Linked DNA regions of Homo sapiens: region 2 is linked to region 1. Evidence: chromatin contacts called from ENCODE Hi-C or POLR2A ChIA-PET data. All regions are on one chromosome and are shown on one strand. Each heading gives the region's core, a stretch centred on a gene start or an enhancer-like site at or near the end of the contact. The rest is flanking DNA. Distances are from core to core; before and after follow the strand shown. Region 1 overlaps KCNQ5 (potassium voltage-gated channel subfamily Q member 5). Region 2 overlaps KCNQ5 (potassium voltage-gated channel subfamily Q member 5).

Region 1 (4,454 bases), core at 1,055-3,554:
TACCCTTCTTTCATAGTAAACACATATGTAAAATATTTTAATGTGTTTTTGTTAGATTCATTTTAATGTTTCCAAACTGTTTCTATTAATATTAATAAGTACCATTTTATATGTTTTCTCCTATATTTCTTGTTTTCATCCAGGACTACTAGATTCCAGTAAGAATAAAATTAAACATTAGAGGTTTGTCTTCCATATTGTTTAAGAAAATTAGTTTCCCTTTTTAAATAATTACTAATATTTGAAGATTATGAATCATAAATTAATCACAAGTGCCATACCTATTATTTTAGAAGCAATTGAGCAATATAAATGGTCTTCAGTTTTACCAGTTCTTGATCTGTAGTAAATTCCAGCGGTGGTGGGGTCTGTGAAATAATGAAGAAAAAAATTATTTTAAAAAAAGAGAGGAAAAATGATACCTAAATTAGAAAATCGTTGGTTTTATTTCTTGTATCAAAATATCTGATAATTTTAACATTCATTATGTGTTCTTTTAAGAACTGATGCTCATCAGTTTTCTCATCAGTTTTTCTGTTTTTCACTTGGCATTTATTGATATTTTCTATTGCCTGAGTAATTTAAGAGCCTGCAAAATTAACCTGCCTTTCAATTTGCACATGTACTTATTATGGTAAAATCAATATTTTCATCCTAGGATTGGTCATGTACTTTGCAGCCTAATGATAAGGAGAAAAATAACCTCAGAAGAGTGAAGCTGTGCTGGCCAGCAATGGAGATTTGATAGGGAAGAAAGGTGTCATATCACCTGGATATAGCCAACTAACAGCTTGATATATATGATTCCAAGCCAAAACCTACATTTAGTCTCTCTCTCTTTCTTTCTCTGTCTCTGTGTGTGTGTGTGTGTGTGTCTCTCTCTCTCATCTTTATACTATAGATTATAAAATTTGGATACGTAAATAGTCATCCCACTTATTTCTAACACAATTCTGTGATAATAATGCCTTTTCAGTGTGTAGCTTTCATTGTTTTCAAAGCACCTTTATAGCCCTTCTCTCCTTTGATCTTTACAACAACCCAGAGAAGTGGGCAGGAGAGACAGTAATCTTCCCATTTTGACACATGAAGAAATCTCTTCAAGCTTCACTGTCTTTGAGGACCTCTGGGTAATGATGTCATCTGTCCTGAAACTGCCAGATGACTTTTGCTCTAGAAGAAGGCTAGGGAGAAAAAAACAAAACAAAACAACAACAACAACAAAAAAACGAACATTTAGGCTGGGAGACTGGGCTGTCTTTTCCCCCTTCACCCCTAAAAATCTACTTTGCAAAGAGAGCAACATCCACTCACCATCCCCAACACTTTCTGTTCCCCTTCCCTGATTTCTATTTTTTCCACAGCACTTACTACTTTGGGTTGTGCTGCACTGTATTTCATTTATTTACTTACTGTACTTGTTGTCTGGCTTCCCCACCAGAATGTAAGATCCTTGAAAGTAAGTATTTTTGTTTGTTTTATACATATCTCCCCAGCAACAAGAACAGTGCCACTGGTAGAAGGCATAAGAAAATGCCAGAATGAGTCACTGAGTGCAGACTGGAACTGGGAACAGGAACAGTTAGCTGGTGGTCCACAGGGAAGGTTCTCTCCTTTTCCTTGGTGACAGTGAGAAGTCTTATTTGCAAGAGGAAGAGAGCATGACTTAGAATAACAGTTTGGCTTTAGGTGGGACCTATACTATGCAACATGTGGAACTTGGAGGGCCTTGGAGAAGCTGAGCTTGGGAGCAGGCTCACTTGCCTGGGGAAGGGAAGTCTCTCAGCCCATTCTTTAGCCACCTAGCAATAGTTGTTAGTCAGTCCTGTTTGTCTACCCACACTAGCACATGGGAGGCACTGTATTTGTCAAATGAATGAATGATGAATGAATGAAACCAGTCATTTATATATTGAAGTAAATCAGTGTCATGGAATGTTTTATGTTTAAATGAAGAGAGAAAACTTTAATCAGATTAAATATAGGAAGGATATTTGGGATCTAGAAGGCCAACCCAGTTGTTCAATCACAGTTGCCTCCATGGGGGTCAACCTTAAGCGTTGTGCCTGCAAGCAATCACACTTCTCTGGTGGAAAAGCCATTCTGATTCTGGGGCCCTTTTTCCACCATTTCCCTTCATCCACAGCAAGGAGCTTCAGCTCTGGAGACTGTAATTTGCACAAAGCAATTCAGGGTATAAAAGCAAAACTACACACTTGCAAGGTAAAGATACCAATTCATTCGACTCTAACCATCAAAAGATACATATACACATATATGACATGAGGAATACTTTAGTCACCAGTTACCCTTCCTGCAAGATTAGTCATTAGATCCCATGATAGGCCTTGTTAATGCCATGGAGAGAAAAGAGATAATTATAATGAGTTAAATTTAGAAACAACAGTCATTTTTTGTGGATTAGAAATAGTGAAAGTCAGTGTCTTTCTATCAGTCTTTCACATCAAAAGCTACAGGAAAATCATAAGAAATAATGAATAGAAGAAATATGTACTATTTCTAATTGAAAAATGTCTTTTATTTCAGCTCCCTTGTATGGCTACCTGCTTAAATATATTCATGCTTATGTTTAATGTCTCCTATAGGTTCCTGCTATAATCTTCTTTTTTTTAATTGTTCTTGGGTTTTAAAAAAATGTTTGTTTGACAAATAATAATTATACATTTTCATGTGATAGATAGTGATGTTTCAATCCATATAATGTATAATGATCAGAACAGGGTAATTTGCATATCTATCATCTCTAATATTTATCATTTCCTTGTGTTAGAAACATTCAGTATATTTCTTCTAGCTATTTGAAACAATATAATACATTATTGTTAACTGTAGTCCTTCCACAGTGGTATAAAACATTATAACTGATTCCTCCTATTTAGCCATAATTTTTATATCCTTTGACAAATCTCTCCCTATCCCTCCCTTCCCCCTACCCTCCCAAGCCTCCAGTTTCCTCTGTTCTACTTTATACTTCCAAGAGATCAACTTTTTTTAGCTTCTGCACATGGGTGAGAACATGTGGTGTTTAACTTTATGTTCCTGGCTTATTTCACATAACGTAATGTCCTCCAGTTCCATCTATGTTGCTATGAATGATAGGAATTCATTCTTTTTATGGCTGAATAGTATTCCATTGTGTATGTATGCCACATTTTCTTGATCCATTCATCTGTTGTGGTACACCTCAGTTGATGCTGTATCTTGGCTATTGTGAATAGTGTGGCAATAAACATGGGGGTGCAGAAGTCTTTTTGATACAATGACTTTCTTTCCTTTGGATAAGTTCCCAGTAGTGGCATTGCTGGATTATATAGTCATTCTATTTGTGGTTTTATGAGAAACCTCCATACTGTTCTCTAGAGTGGCTGTACTAGTTTATGTTCCCAACAAGAGGTATAATATACAGTTCCCTTTTCTCCACACCCTCACCACCATTTGTTATTTTTTGTCTTTTTTATAATAGCCATCCTAACTGGGGTAAGAAGATACCACATTGTGGTTTTGATTTGCATTTTCCTGATGATTAGTGATGTCAAGCATTTTTAAATACATTTGTTGGCCATTTGTATATCTTCCTTTTATAAATGTCTGTTCAGATAATTTGACCATTTTTTACTCATATTATTTGGGTTTTTGCTGTTGATATGTTTGAGTTCCTTGTATATTCTAGATATTAATCCCCTATTGAATGAGTAGCTTACAAATATTTTCTTCCATTCTATAAGTTGTCTTTTTGCTCTGTTGATGTTTCCTTTGCTGTGCAGAAGCTTTTTAGTTTTATATAATCCCAGTTGTTTATTTTTGCTTTTGTTTCCTGTGCTTTCGAGGTCTTGATCATAAAATATTTTCCCAGTCCAATGTCCTGAACTGTTTCTCATATGTTTTCTCCTAGTAATTTTATCATTTCAGGTCCTACATTTAGGTCTTTGATCCATTTTGAGTGGATTTTTATATAGGGTAAGAGGTGGAAGTCTAGTTTTATTCTTCTGCATACGGATATCCAGTTTTCCCAGCAGCATTTATTGACAAGACTGTCCTTTCTCAAATGAGTGTTCTAGGAACCTTTATTAAAAATCAGTTGGCTGTAGATATGTGAATTAATTGTTGGGTTCTTTATTCTGTTCCATTCTTCTGTGTGTCTGTTTTTATGTTAGTACTATGCTGTTGTAGTTCCTGCAGGTTTGTAGTATATATTGAGGACTGGTAGTGTGGTACCACCATCTTTGTTCTTTTTGCTCAGGATTGCTTTGGCTACTCAGAGTCCTTTGTGGCTCTATTCAAATTGTAAGTGTTTTTTTCTATTTCTGTGAATAATGTCATTGGTATTTTGATAGGAATTGCATTGAATCTGTAGATTGCATTGGGTAGAATTGTCATTTCAACAATATTAATTCTTCTAATCCATGACCATAGGATCTTTCCATTTGTTTGTA
Region 2 (4,164 bases), core at 992-3,491, 140 kb before region 1:
AGGACAGTTCTTAACTTATCAGTTAATTGTGTAACTCTTGTATTTAATTTACAGAATCTATAAATTACATTTATATAGTGAAGATGAGTTACCTTGAGCAGCCAGAAGTAGCATCAATACCAAGATCCTCCAAGGCTGTATATGAAGCGTTACTGAATACTTAAGCCAATATTGATTGCTCTCTGCTCTGTTTCCACTGACATTGATTGTCTGGACCATATATTTGAGTGGAAAATCATCTTTCTTAGGATGTTATGTCTATTGTATATGTCTTATCTACCTTCCCCAGAAAAGCTGTGAACTCCTTAGCAGAGAGATCATGACCTATACTTCTATTTAATCTGTTCAGCAAATATTGAGTGTCTACCATGCTCCAAACACTATCCTGAGGACAAGAGAGACAAAGAGAACCGTAGGCCCTGCCTTCAAGGAGCACATGGCTAGTGGAAACAGACAGTAAGTCGACAATGACAATACATGTGACCATATTTACAGTGCTCCAAGAAGTTCAGAAAAAAGCCATCTGATTTGGACTGGGAAGAACATTATGGGGATTTAAGGAGATAAAAAGTGAAAGCATACTTGAAGTGCTAGGCAAATGATGGATGTAAAGTAAGTTTAGGAAAGTCCTGAGTCACATTTTACTTCTGTTTATATTATAAGCATTGTGTCTCAAACTGTAGAATGATGTTTCATTTATTTGGCTTTTTCTAGGAAAAAGAAATGAAATATTTTTCCTAAGAAGTGAAAAGAACCCATAAGAGCTCCAGTTTGCAAAATGCTAGTCTTTTTATTGATCCCTTTTTTTTTTTTTTTTTGACATGGAGTGAGTCTCTCTCTGTCGCCCAGGCTGGAGTGCAGTGGCGTGATGTCGGCTCATTGCAACCTCCGCCTCCCAGGTTCAAGCGATTCTTCTGCCTCAGCCTCCCAAGTAGCTGGGACTACAGGTGCGCATCACCATGCCCAGCTAATTTTTGTATTTTTAGTAGAGACGGGGTTTCACCATATTGGCCAGGGTGGTCTCAATTTCTTGACCTTGTGATCCACCTGCCTCGGCCTCCCAATACTGATCACTTTTTAAAGTGTTCTAAATGCATGTTACATTGCTTTCTTAATCTAACTATACTGAGCAGAGTTTACACTTTATACTGAGCAGAGTTTACACTTTATTTGAAGTTTCAGAAATAGCATTCAGAACATCTTCTTTTGTACAACACAGCAACTTCAGGGGCTCTTCAAGATTTCCCAGGTTACTAGGTTCTTAAGGTTCACTCTTTTAAGAGAGTTTCTTTCTTTCCCATTGTCTAAGTCTAGACTAAGATCCAAGTTTACTTCCAGCATTTCTTTATCTTTATCCTTCTTCATTTGCAGCTTCTTCTTGTTTATGCTTTGGGAAACCAGATGAAGAAACTGGTCCAAATTACAGTATACCTAAAAGGAGAATTTACAGGGTCTCTGTGGCAGAATGGAGTTCCCGCTTGTAAATAAATATAAAAGTTTTAGTGCAAAAAGATATGCAATCAATTTTTACTGTCATCATATCTGTTAAAATTATTGTTGATTTCTCTCAGCAATGTTCAATACAGTTGAGGTTTCTGGATAAGTTATCTAAGTATATACGGAGTATGGTCATACATTAAAAAAATACAAAAGGTTTCAGACAGCATTTAATGTCATTCTTCAAATTCTTATTAAAATTGCATCGTATTTATCTATAGACAATAATTATCCACCTAACTTGTTTGAATGTTCTATAATAATGCAAAATGTCTATGATTGCAAGAAAAGTGAGTTTTTAAAATTTTTGGTCTTTTGGTGTGTTTTTTTCTCATTGTAACTGAATTGCCCAAAAATATAAGCTTGGTAAAAGCTTATTACCTCAAGAAATATTTCATGTCAAAACAGAGCACATGTTAAAGTAAAAACAATTCTTTAGAGTGAGAAAAACATTATAGCTATAAAAATAATTAAAGAGTTTTGACTATTAAAAATGTAACCTTAAGTCATTAAATGTTCATTACTCATTCAAAGTTCTTGCAGTTGGGAATTTACTGATGGCCTATTTGCAGTTAATTTTGAGGTTTAAAGTAAATGAACTTACCAGATATAACCCTTTGGAGTCCTGGTTAGAAAACAAAAACCATGCAGCTACTCCCATAGCTCTACAAACCTGTGGTGCTTTCAAGCGTCAATGGCGGAACAGAATGAGTAAGAGCAGAGACAAGGGGGCAGTGACTAAGGGACTTTAAGTCATGAGTCTAATTCCCCTGGGACATAGCTAGCCTTCACACAGAAAAAACAAAACAGAAAATCTCCACCAAAAAGAAGCATTCTTCGATCTCAAGCAACATCCCTAACTCATCCAAAGTGGTCATTTGTCCAAGGGGGACTAGATGAGACAGCATCAACCCAGAAAAATTAAGGAGCATCTGGCAGATGGGGAATCCCAAACGGCAGCCTCGCTAACAGAGTAAAACACATTTGTGAGAGACCCACAATGGAACATTTCAGTCCCTTTAGAAAGTTTCAGAGGTGGCAGACTTTGTAGTAGCTGAGAATTTGTGTTTAACTAAAAATTGGAAGATTATATATACTTATACCCACAAAGTATTAGGCAAATGGTAAAAGTTTTAAAATTATTGATACTGTGGTAAAATTTACATACCTGAAATGCATTACAATTCAGTGACATTGCATGCAGTTTTAAAATAACTTAGCTATATTTAGTTTTTCTAGTTGAAAACAAGCGTTTTTTTTTTTTTCAACCTCAGTGCAACAGGAAAGTGAAAAACAAAACAAAAACCCATAGTAAGTTGACAGTAATCTGATTGGGTAACTGATTTTTCTTCTGTTTCGAGAGTTATTTAGTTATTTAAGAGTTACTTAAAGAGTACAAGATTGAATTTGTAACTTGAATTTCCAGATTTAGCTAGAGTGGCTTACAAAAGCATGAAAATGGCCAGGCGCGGTTGCTTACGTCTATAATTCCAGCACTTTGGGAGCTGAGGTGGGTGGATCACTTGAGACCAGGAGTTGGAGACCAGCCTGGCTAACATGGTGAAACCCCGTCTCTACTAAAAATATAAAAATTAGCTGGGTATGATGGCGGATGCTCTAGTCCTAGCTACTCAGGAGGCTGAGGCAAGAGAATCGCCTGAACCCAGAAGCCAGAGGTTGCAGTGAGCCGTGATCCCGTCTCCAAAAAAACAAAAAAGAAAAGAAAAAGAAAACATGCTGTTTCCACAGAATTAATTTGTTACAATCAAACATAGTTGCTGTCCTATGTTTATTAATATAATTTCATCATCATCATATTTTCAAGTTACTCTTCCTAAATTTTTTTTACCTGCTTCTGAATCTCTGTTCTTTGGTTCCCACTCTTCTCTTTGCCTCATCTCCCTCACTGAATTGTGTGTTTCATGAAAGGAAAGTTTGTTTCCTATTTAGGGTTGTGGACAGAAGATTGGTAAAATTTCTTGACACCTACTATTGAATCAAGTTTACTTAATGTAAAACATTGGTGTTCCCAGTTATTTGTAAATCTACAAAAGATTTACAGTAGAAGAGGCAAAGCCTGTGAAGTGTCAACATAAAGGCTGCTGCTGCTGTCAACATCTGTTCCCCCAACTGCATACAGAACTCTAATGGGGCAGCCCATGCCTCCTGAAATCTGTTACCAAGAAAAAAAAAAAAAAGCCTAATAGTACAATACTTTTTATTTCTTAAGCCACAACAATAGTGAAACTGTATGTGTTCTTTTGCAGTTTTTTTTCCATTCTTCATAGGAAAGATGCTAAAGTATAATTTCATTTAGAATACCATATATAAATTATATATAGATGTCCTTTAAGAATTATAAAAATAATGAAAATTATATTTATCCTTTATGTCTTATGTTTTCCTTAATATTTCCTAAAGAATTGTTATATATCAGAAAACAATTCAAAATATTCAGAATTATTAGCCTCTTAACCACTGTGTTTATTAGCTTAAACTAGTAATAGAGAGCAAACTGGCTTTTCTTCTTAGCATAGGTTTTTGGAAACTTGAACTCAAAAATCAGTAAATTCAAAAGGAGTTATAGTTTCAGAGTATTTGGCATAATATATTTGAAAAGAATATTCCCTTCACTTATCTTTGTTTGCATTAGACTTGTGTTAATTA

What was found. Hi-C counts contacts between places; a loop is a spot of excess contacts on that map. ChIA-PET counts read pairs that join two places held with the same protein, here RNA polymerase II (POLR2A). Pooled maps may share reads with other maps.
Region 2: a pooled map shows a loop between it and region 1 (3-fold over the local background). The contact joins two enhancer-like sites. A Hi-C loop is called at or near these places in 3 of 37 single-sample maps with no recorded cell type and 2 of 50 pooled maps. POLR2A ChIA-PET finds 5 or more read pairs at or near these places in 1 of 52 experiments (naive thymus-derived CD8-positive, alpha-beta T cell).

What each region holds. Positions count from the first base shown.
Region 1 is chr6:72,823,932-72,828,385 of GRCh38, forward strand. All of the region lies in intron 1 of KCNQ5 (potassium voltage-gated channel subfamily Q member 5), which reads left to right. Among named protein-coding and RNA genes, the nearest start is that of MIR4282, 140 kb to the right of the region's middle. RefSeq lists an enhancer at 1,516-1,565. Within about 2 kb of position 2,305, at least 2 of the 41 ENCODE cell types and tissues checked have a DNase peak (open chromatin) inside an H3K27ac peak, as active enhancers do.
Region 2 is chr6:72,687,035-72,691,198 of GRCh38, forward strand. The region is part of intron 1 of KCNQ5 (potassium voltage-gated channel subfamily Q member 5); the gene reads left to right. Among named protein-coding and RNA genes, the nearest start is that of KCNQ5-IT1, 59 kb to the left of the region's middle. RefSeq lists an enhancer at 2,349-2,468. Within about 2 kb of position 2,242, at least 2 of the 41 ENCODE cell types and tissues checked have a DNase peak (open chromatin) inside an H3K27ac peak, as active enhancers do.